Regions from separate parts of the Homo sapiens genome. Here region 1 is linked to region 2. The links are chromatin contacts, found by Hi-C or POLR2A ChIA-PET in ENCODE. All regions are on one chromosome and are shown on one strand. The core of a region is the stretch at or near the end of the contact, and the rest is flanking DNA. Distances in the headings are between cores, read along the strand shown.

Evidence for each region. Hi-C counts contacts between places; a loop is a spot of excess contacts on that map. ChIA-PET counts read pairs that join two places held with the same protein, here RNA polymerase II (POLR2A). Pooled maps may share reads with other maps.
Region 1: a loop to region 2 is called in a map of posterior vena cava, with 4 times the contacts of the local background. The contact joins the enhancer-like site here to the promoter of PRUNE2 in region 2. A Hi-C loop is called at or near these places in 6 of 168 maps with a recorded cell type or tissue (aorta, endothelial cell of hepatic sinusoid, heart right ventricle and 3 more) and 10 of 50 pooled maps. POLR2A ChIA-PET finds 5 or more read pairs at or near these places in 2 of 52 experiments (IMR-90 and WTC11).

The regions. Positions count from the first base shown.
Region 1 is chr9:76,833,082-76,837,285 of GRCh38, reverse strand. All of the region lies in intron 4 of PRUNE2 (prune homolog 2 with BCH domain), which reads left to right. Among named protein-coding and RNA genes, the nearest start is that of PCA3, 71 kb to the right of the region's middle. Within about 2 kb of position 1,250, at least 4 of the 41 ENCODE cell types and tissues checked have a DNase peak (open chromatin) inside an H3K27ac peak, as active enhancers do; they include IMR-90, sigmoid colon and uterus, where a contact is called at or near this core.
Region 2 is chr9:76,903,612-76,907,805 of GRCh38, reverse strand. PRUNE2 (prune homolog 2 with BCH domain) reads left to right here and starts at 1,692. Exons shown (of 19, transcript NM_015225.3): 1 at 1,692-1,878. The coding sequence starts at 1,843. RefSeq lists a silencer at 1,563-1,622.

The DNA.
Region 1 (4,204 bases), core at 1-2,500, 70 kb after region 2:
ATTTTTAGTAGAGACGGGGTTTCACCATGTTGGCCAGGATGGTCTCAATCGCTTCACCTTGTGATCCGCCCGCCTTGGCCTCCCAAAGTTCTGGGATTACAGCAGAGAGCCACTGTGCCCGGCCAATAACTTCATTTTTTTAATCAGCTTTACCTTTAGTCTAGCAACCTCATTTTCTGCTCCAAATTTCTTTTCTATGCATGCTGATGTTTTTCTCTAAATCTAAAAAATACATATTTAAATTCAATCATATTTGAATCTTTTTAGTCTTATACACAGCTGTAGCTACATATCAATGTTTGCATTATGGTATATTATTTTATTCAAACATTGAGGTAGAACTTGATTATTACGGATGTCGTTAAAAAGATCATTTGTATACTAATTAGAGGTATGTGTCATGTTGCCAGCATAGAAATAACGTGCTTGTGTTTTTCTAATAATGTCCCCCGTCACTCTGCTTTGGGCCCTAGCAGGACAGTCATGGATAAATGTCAACAGGTGACTCATCTATGACCAAAATGTGTTCAGGCTTTGTGGGGGATTTAACAAAATAGAAATAATTTGCACTTTTCAAAATTAATACTTCTTACAATAGCTAGGTCTTGCTGTTGCCTTTTAGTAGGATATACCCCCAAACTTAGAAATTTCAGGAAACAAATCATTAGTATCCACTTTCATTTGGAAAGGCACGTACTTATGTAGCATTACTTTCTAATTATTTGTGTAAGAAGGGAACGTGCTCATAAAGATGAGATCATAAATGGCCCTGAGTTTTGGAAAGAAAATCTTTTAGCTTCTCCCCTTCCTTGCCCACCTATTTTTGCTGAGGTTCTTCTTTGTTTCTTTGCTTTCTTTCTCTTCTCTCTTTTCTCCTTCTCCTGTTCTTGGGCTTCTCCCTCCCCCTATCTGATTCTAAGATTTTTTTGTGTTCATTTTCCAAGGCATGAATGTTCCATAAAGTCACATCATACAGTCATGGTGGCTAAAGTTGGTGCTTAGTTATGCCCTGGGTTTGTGCCAAAAGTGAACAGTTACAGACCCGCCAGAGTCCTCACCTGTATTCGTTTATTTCTCCAGAGATGTGTGCTAGAGGACTACTGCCAAATTTAAGATCCATTAAATTGCTGAATCATCACATTGGGGATTGTATGCGTGCACATTTGTATTTGTGTGCGTGTGTGTTTCTGGGAACCAGCTGGCAATGAGGTTTCAGCCACTGATTACCAGGCATGCTTAGATCAAGACCACACTTTACCCAAATGGCCTTTCACTTTTATTTGTGTAAGGCCTTGACAGGAGCCACAAGACAAAGAGAGAAAGAAAAGCGACTGTTCTTAGCCTAGGACTAAGTGAAAAACTAATATCCCAGGTTTTTAAAATTTAAACAAACTCTCTCCTTCCTATTGGTAGTTTCATTTGACCTTTAATAAAGAATAGTTGCTTGCTATTTTAGTAGCCTGGATTAACAGCTTCAAAAAGATCCTTTTAAGGAGGTCAAATAGGAAAGGAACAGAGCCAGATATTTTTTTTCTCTCTCTCTCTCTTGCCCAAAGAGTGAATCATCTCTCTCCTGAAATGGTTACAAAATCCAGAGGGAATTACATTGCCTGTTTTGCTTACGAAGACGGAGGGCTGTTTCACTTAGGAAGAAGATACTAGGGGTAGGGGGAAGAAGTGATTGTTTCTGCTAGTTATAAAACCAAAATGATTCCTCAACCTCAGAGTGTTCACTATTTCTTCTGTCACACAAAGATAATCTTTATTCTTAAATTCAGACATTTTAAAGTTATGAAAATAGTAGGCAGTTAATAAAATAGTAGGCAGTATAAAAAGAGGCTTCTTTTTATACCTCTTCAGACAAAAACGTAAACTAAGTTGTATTTCTTTTTCCTCCTTCCATTTTCCTCCTCCCTCTTTCTCTCTGTTATTCATTCCTTACTTTTTTTTCAATATGAAAAAAATCAATCCTATGTAAAAGAAAAAAAGATTTAAGACCCTTCTTTTCTGTTAAGAATTTGTCATGCAGAATACGCCTTTACTGTGTTGAATGTTTTCCCCAAACAATTTCTGACTTCATTAGATCATATTTAATATTAATGCACTGCAATTGCTTTTGGCAAGAGGTCCTTCACTTCTCCATTCTTTTGAGCAAAGAATATTGTGTTTGCTTTCTTTTCTAATGGAATGAAGTGTTTGTTACTATTTCCTCATAATTGCTTTCTTTGTTGCTTGCTGTTAATCGCTCCTTCCCTCTACCCTGCCTATGAATAGCTAAGATACTTTGGGGTACGTCCTTATGGATTTCAGTATTTCTTTCATTCTGCAAAATTTGCTGTAAGTTAGGTCAGTGCTTGCTACAAAAATAGGTTTCAATTTGCTGAGAGGTGTCTCTGGCTGCTGTAAGTCATGATACAGAAAAATAAGTTTGTAACTAAATGGGTTTCTAATGTAAGGTAGAAAAATTTGCCAAAGATGAGTTCCTGGGATAAAGTTGGGCTGTAGCTGTTTTTGTGCAGTCAAAATAGCTCAGAGTATCATGAGCATTTTTCTGAGTTAGTTTTCATACTTTTATCAGTATATCATCTCCTTTGTAATAGTCATATCAAACTTAACTATAAGCCAATATCAGATGTCTGTTTTCACTAAATTATTCCATAGGTCTCTGTTTAATGTAATATCTGTTAGGTTAATTTCTTAATACTGCCTTTCCATTTTATGTCTTTAAAAAATAAGATCCCCAAATCAAAGAAACTGGATTCTTGGTTTGACTGTAAGCCAGGGCACATTAAGTATTTAATATTTTGATTCTATTGCATTTCTAAATTTTTGATTTTTAATTGTGATTATTTATGGAAATACAGGTAATTTTGTATTATTGACCTTAATGCAGCAAACTTGCTAAATTTACTGACTATCCTGAGTTCATTTGTAGATTCTTTGAGCTTTTTTTGCACACATAATTGTGTCATCTATGAGGAAAGACAGTGTTTATTCTTTATTTTCCTTTATTTATACTTTCTACTTCTTTTGCTTGCCTTATTGCACTCTGGTTAGGATTCAGTGTGGTGTTGAGTAAGAATAAGAATAATAGGCATCTTGGGGCCGGGCACGGTGGCTCACACCTGTTATCCCAGCACCTTGGGAGGCTGAGGTGGGCGGATCACCTGAGGTCAGGGGTTTGAGACCAGACTGGCCAACATGGTGAAACCCCGTCTCTCCTAAAAATACAAAAATTAGCCAGGTGTGGTGGCACATGCCTGTAATCCTAGCTACTCGGGAGGCTGAGGCAGGAGAATCGCTTGAACTTGGGAGGCGGAAGTTGCAGTGAGCCAAGATTGCAGCCACTGCACTCCGGCCTGGGCGACCAAGCAAGACTCCATCTTAAAAAAAAAAAAACAAAAAAACCCGGCATCTTGGTCTCATTCCTGATTTGAAGTGGAAGTCTTTCAGTATTCCACAATTAACTGTGACGTCTGCTTTCTGTATTTTTTTTTAAATTTTTTATTTATTTATTTTTTTTTATGGAGTCTTGCTCTGTCGCCCAGGCTGGAGTGCAGTGGCGCAATCTCGGCTCACTGCAAGCTCCGCCTCCCGGGTTCACCCCATTCTCCTGCCTCAGCCTCCCAAGTAGCTGGGACTAGAGGCGCCTGCCACCAGGCCCGGCTAACTTTTTGTATTTTAAGTAGAGACGGGGTTTCACCGTGTTAGCCAGGATGGTCTCGATCTCCTGACTTCGTGATCCGCCCACCTCAGCCTCCCAAAGTGCGGGGATTACAGGCATGAGCCACCACGCCCGGCCTGTATTTGGTTTTTATAAATGCCATTCATCAAATAAGGAAGTTGTCTTCTATTTCTACTTGACTAAGATTTCACATAATGATTAACTTTGGGATTTTCTGAAGTAGTTTTACTACTTGATATCTGTCTATCTAGGTGATCATAGGATTTTTCCTCTTTATTAATATGATCAATTATAACTGATTGCTTTTTGAATGTTAATTTGTACTTTGATTCTTGGGGGAGCCCTACTTGGTGGCTATGCAATATCCTATTATAAATTGTTGAATTTGACTTGGGACTAGTTTTAAAAACTAGTATTAGTTTAATTGGTATTAAGGTTTTGCTAGATTCATAAAATTCATAAAATGAAGATATAATTCCATTGTCTTTAGACTTTTGGGAAATCTCTCATTTTCTATTC
Region 2 (4,194 bases), core at 443-2,942:
ATCAGTGAATGAGACAGGCAAGGTCCCTGTCTTTACAGAGCTCACAGCCTGGTGGAGGACATAGACAAATAATTATGCAATTTATAGCAGAGTGGAAAATGTAAGTTGCTATGAGGGAATACAGAAGGGGCAACCAACTCAGTCTGGGGATGGGAAGGGAAAAGTGTGTTGGGGAGGCTTTCTGGAGAAAGAGAACTTCTACGCCACTCACTGTCAAAGTGTGGTTTTTGGATCAGCAGCATCGGCAAACCCTGGGAGATTGTATACATGGACATTCTCAGGCCCATTAAGCCACACCTATTAGGGCTAAAATTCTAAGGATGGGGCACGGAAATCTGTGTTTCATCAAGCCCTCTAAGTGATTTAGATACATGTAAAGTTCATCGAGAATCAGAGCATCACACCTGAACTGCACATTAGAATCACTTGGGTCACTTTCCACAGAAATGCTGTGGCCCCATGCCCAGAGATATTAATTTAATTGGACTGGGATAAAGCCCTGGTATCAGTACTTTCTCAAGTCTCAGGTGATTACGATGTGATTTTACTGTGCAGTCAGGGTTGAGGCTACTTCTGTAGAACAGCTGAGGCTGGGGGCTAGGACAAGGGCTGGAAGGATCTTACAGGTGGTGTGCAAAAGCCCAGAGGTCAGAGAAAGCCTGATGTAGTGTGTTTGGGGACCGGACAAGGCTACATACAACAAAACCCCATGATTTAAAATAAGGTTTGTAGATATAAGTTCATTTGTTCATTGTAGTACTTCTTAAACTTTAACAAGCATAGAAATCATCTGAGGGTCTCATAGAAACACACAGATTCTGATTTGGTAAGTAGGAGCAGGGGACTGAGGTTCTGCATTTCTATAAGATCAGCGATGCTGATGTTGCCGGTCTGCAGACTGCACCTCACCTTAGCAAGGTTCTATTGCCCCAGCTTTCCCTGAGGGTACATGTCAGTGGATGGGAACTGCAGAAGGATGTATCTATGCATTAGTCCCAGGGCTGACATAAGGGCACCTAGTTGGGGTGAACTGTGGATGCCCATTGTTGTGTGGACATGTTTTCATGGTAGGGAGGAAAGACGCAGCCTCGCCCAACCTCCTAGCCTGCTCTTCTGATTATTATCCATCAAGGTCGTACTGCTTTTAGCTCAGCAGTAACTCCCCTCTTTCTCTCCTCGTCCCTCCCACGCCAATCTAGCTGAGTGCCTCCCCCGGCCAGGCCAGCCGACCAGATCATTAAGTGACCGCCGGAGTGCTCCGTAACGCGCCAGCCAGCCAGTGAGGCGCTGGGCGAGGCGGGGGCTCTCCTGGGACCCGTCTCCCTCTTCCCACCTTCCCCCGCTGACCGCGGCGGTGCCTGCGGCAGAGCCTCCCTCTGCAGCAGCCCCTTGCACTTGGCTCGCACTTCTGGGCGCTGTCCATGGTTGCAGCAGCTTTCGGCGCGCCACGTCAGGAGGCCGCAGCACGGCCCTGCGATTGGCGGAGGAGCCCCTCGCCATACCCCTGCACCTCCGCCCACGCGCCACGGCGCCCGAGGCGCGTGCCAGAGAGCGTGCCCGGCGCGCCCCGGGGCTCCTGGGCGGCACACCCACTTTCCTTATTAGGGCAGAGTCGGGTGCCCAGAGCCGGCGGCCGGGCGAGGGGTGGGGCGGGGAGCCCTGGGCGAGACGGTCGAGGGCGCAAGCACAGCCTCCGCCGCAGCCGCCTCAGAGCGGCAGGAGGGAGCAGTCGGTCGCTGCGCCCCGGCGGGCCACTTTCCCGGGACCCCGCTCGTCTTCCTTGGGCCGAGATTTTCCACTGCGCCCCTCCGAGTACCCGGGTTCCAAACCCCTAGCCACGACATGGAAGAATTTTTGCAACGCGCCAAATCTAAACTGGTAAGTTGAGTGAGCAAAGCTGTGTGTGTGCGCGCGCGCGTATGCTAATGGAAAGGTGGAGAGGAAAAGGTGTTGCAGCAGAGGAGGAAGAAACAACTTTGCCACGGAGTTATCAGGGTGTGCGGGTTGTCTCCTGGAAGAAATCTCAGGAACTCTGGCTCTTAAAGCTGGCAATCTGTCTCCAGAATCCTCCACCGCAACCAGACGAGGTGCAGAGCTGAAGGAGGTTGTGGCCTGGCTGAAGTTGGGTCGCTTCAGTCCAGCTTCGGTCCCTAAATCAGCAGTTTGCTCCTGAAAGCTAAGGGATAAATGGGTGTGGTCTTCCTTGAGATAAAGAGCCCAGCCTTCTGCAGATGCATTACGTGTAAGTGTAAAAGGAAAAAAAGAGACCCTTAGAACTGTACTTCAGCTGGAGGTGACAAAAGTGAGGAAGTCAGGGTGCTGGGTAGCAAGGACATGTGTGGTACTGGAGAATCCACAGAATAGAGCTTGCTCCACTGCAGGAGTTAGGGATATTCTAGTGTGTCTTGTGTCTCGCTAATTCCTGTTCACATCTGTAAATTGGGGCGGAGGCAGAAGGGGAAAGCTCTAACTGTTGGTGTTCTGGAGTTTACCAGATCATCGTTCTCCCGGGAGCAGACCTGTGTGTTAGCCCATGTTTACCATATCACTGTCCAAACAGTGAATGGGCAACTCCACTGTGTATGTTAACAGTTGCTACACATTCTGAAACAACAGACTCTAGCAGTTTCTTAATTCCAAACTGTTTTGGCTCTCCAGCACAGCAGTAATAAACATAATGGAAATGTTTCTGTTTTGGCAGAAAAAAAAAGAAAAGCCTGTACTCATTTAGAAGCAATATCTTTAAAGAACTGTAAAAGCACCTTTTACAGGCCTGGCATAGAAAGAAATGCATAATTTATGATGCCTTTAACCTTTAAGCCTTCATAGAAGCCAAAATGTAAAGTCTGCATTAAGGTAATGTTTTAATCACAAGGCAGGATATTTGCAGGGTTATTACTGTAACTCATTTACCCTCGCACAACAAAGGGAGTGCAGGAAGGGAGGGCCCAAAGATGCCTGAACCACCATTCAGAGTGCAGACGGAAGTGTGATCCTTACAATGGTCTAACTGTAACTATCTTGTAAAAGACCATTAAAGTTGATAAGTGCTTATATAAAACTTTCTACCTGAAACCTCCCAGAGAGTTGAACGTTTGTGGAGATTTCCGAGTTGAGGAAGTTTGTGATCATCTCTGTGTTTATTGACCCTTTTATAGTTTTACTAGAGCACATGGATGAAAATACTAATTTCAGAAACTCAAGTAAGTATTTGGCATTTCTGATAGTATAAGTACATGTTCTGTTCTTTACCTAGTAATGAAGGAGAAATGTTCAAAAATGAAAGACAATTTTGGCAACTGTGCGTGTGTGTGTATGAAAATGGTAATCAATGACAAACACAGAGTTCTGGGCTGTATCTGTTTTTCACTCCCATAACATTTATTTATCAATATTTTCACAATAAACATTTAGACTGTGGGGTCTGATATGAGCAAGAGGTTTGTCTCAATTCTGAGGAGCAGTTGCTGGAATGGAAGTTTCCCTATTTCCGAGTAATGAGTTGAAAGTAATCTGTAATTTATTTACCCTTCATTAGACGAGCAATTGCTCTACATCATTAAAAAAAAAAGGACAGGAAAGAGAAGCGGTTGTTTGAAATATTGTTACCAGTTTCATGTCTTAGCCAGAACAATTACTGCTAATTTTATCGTTTCTTGGAATAAGCTTCTTCTAGAAATCATGATTAACCTTTCACATCCAGCCACAGCAAAGGTGTGTTGGTCACTTTTAGTGTCATATTTTCCTGAGAAGTTACATTTTCTAGGTAATAAGATTTTTACTTAATGTATGACACTCAAATATAGTAGTAGATAACATTCTCCTTTAGAGGGTAGATAACCTTTTTCTTGGAGAAAAAGAATTAAGTCAATGTCATTCACTTGTGGGAAATTTATTTATAATAAAAAGGTAAGATTTGGCCGGGTGTGGTGGCTCACGCCTGTAATCCCAGCACTTTGGGAGGCTGAGGCGGGTGGATCACCTGAGGTCAGGAGTTCGAAACCAGCCTGGCCAACATGGTGAAACCTCATCTCTACTAAAAGTACAAAAGTTAGCCAGGCATGGTGGCGTGTGCCTGTAATCCCAGCTACTAGGGGGGCAGAGGCAGGAGAATCACTTGAACCTCGGAGGCGGAGGTTGCAGTGAGTCGAGATTGTGCCACTGCACTCCAGCCTGGGCAACAGAGCGAGACTC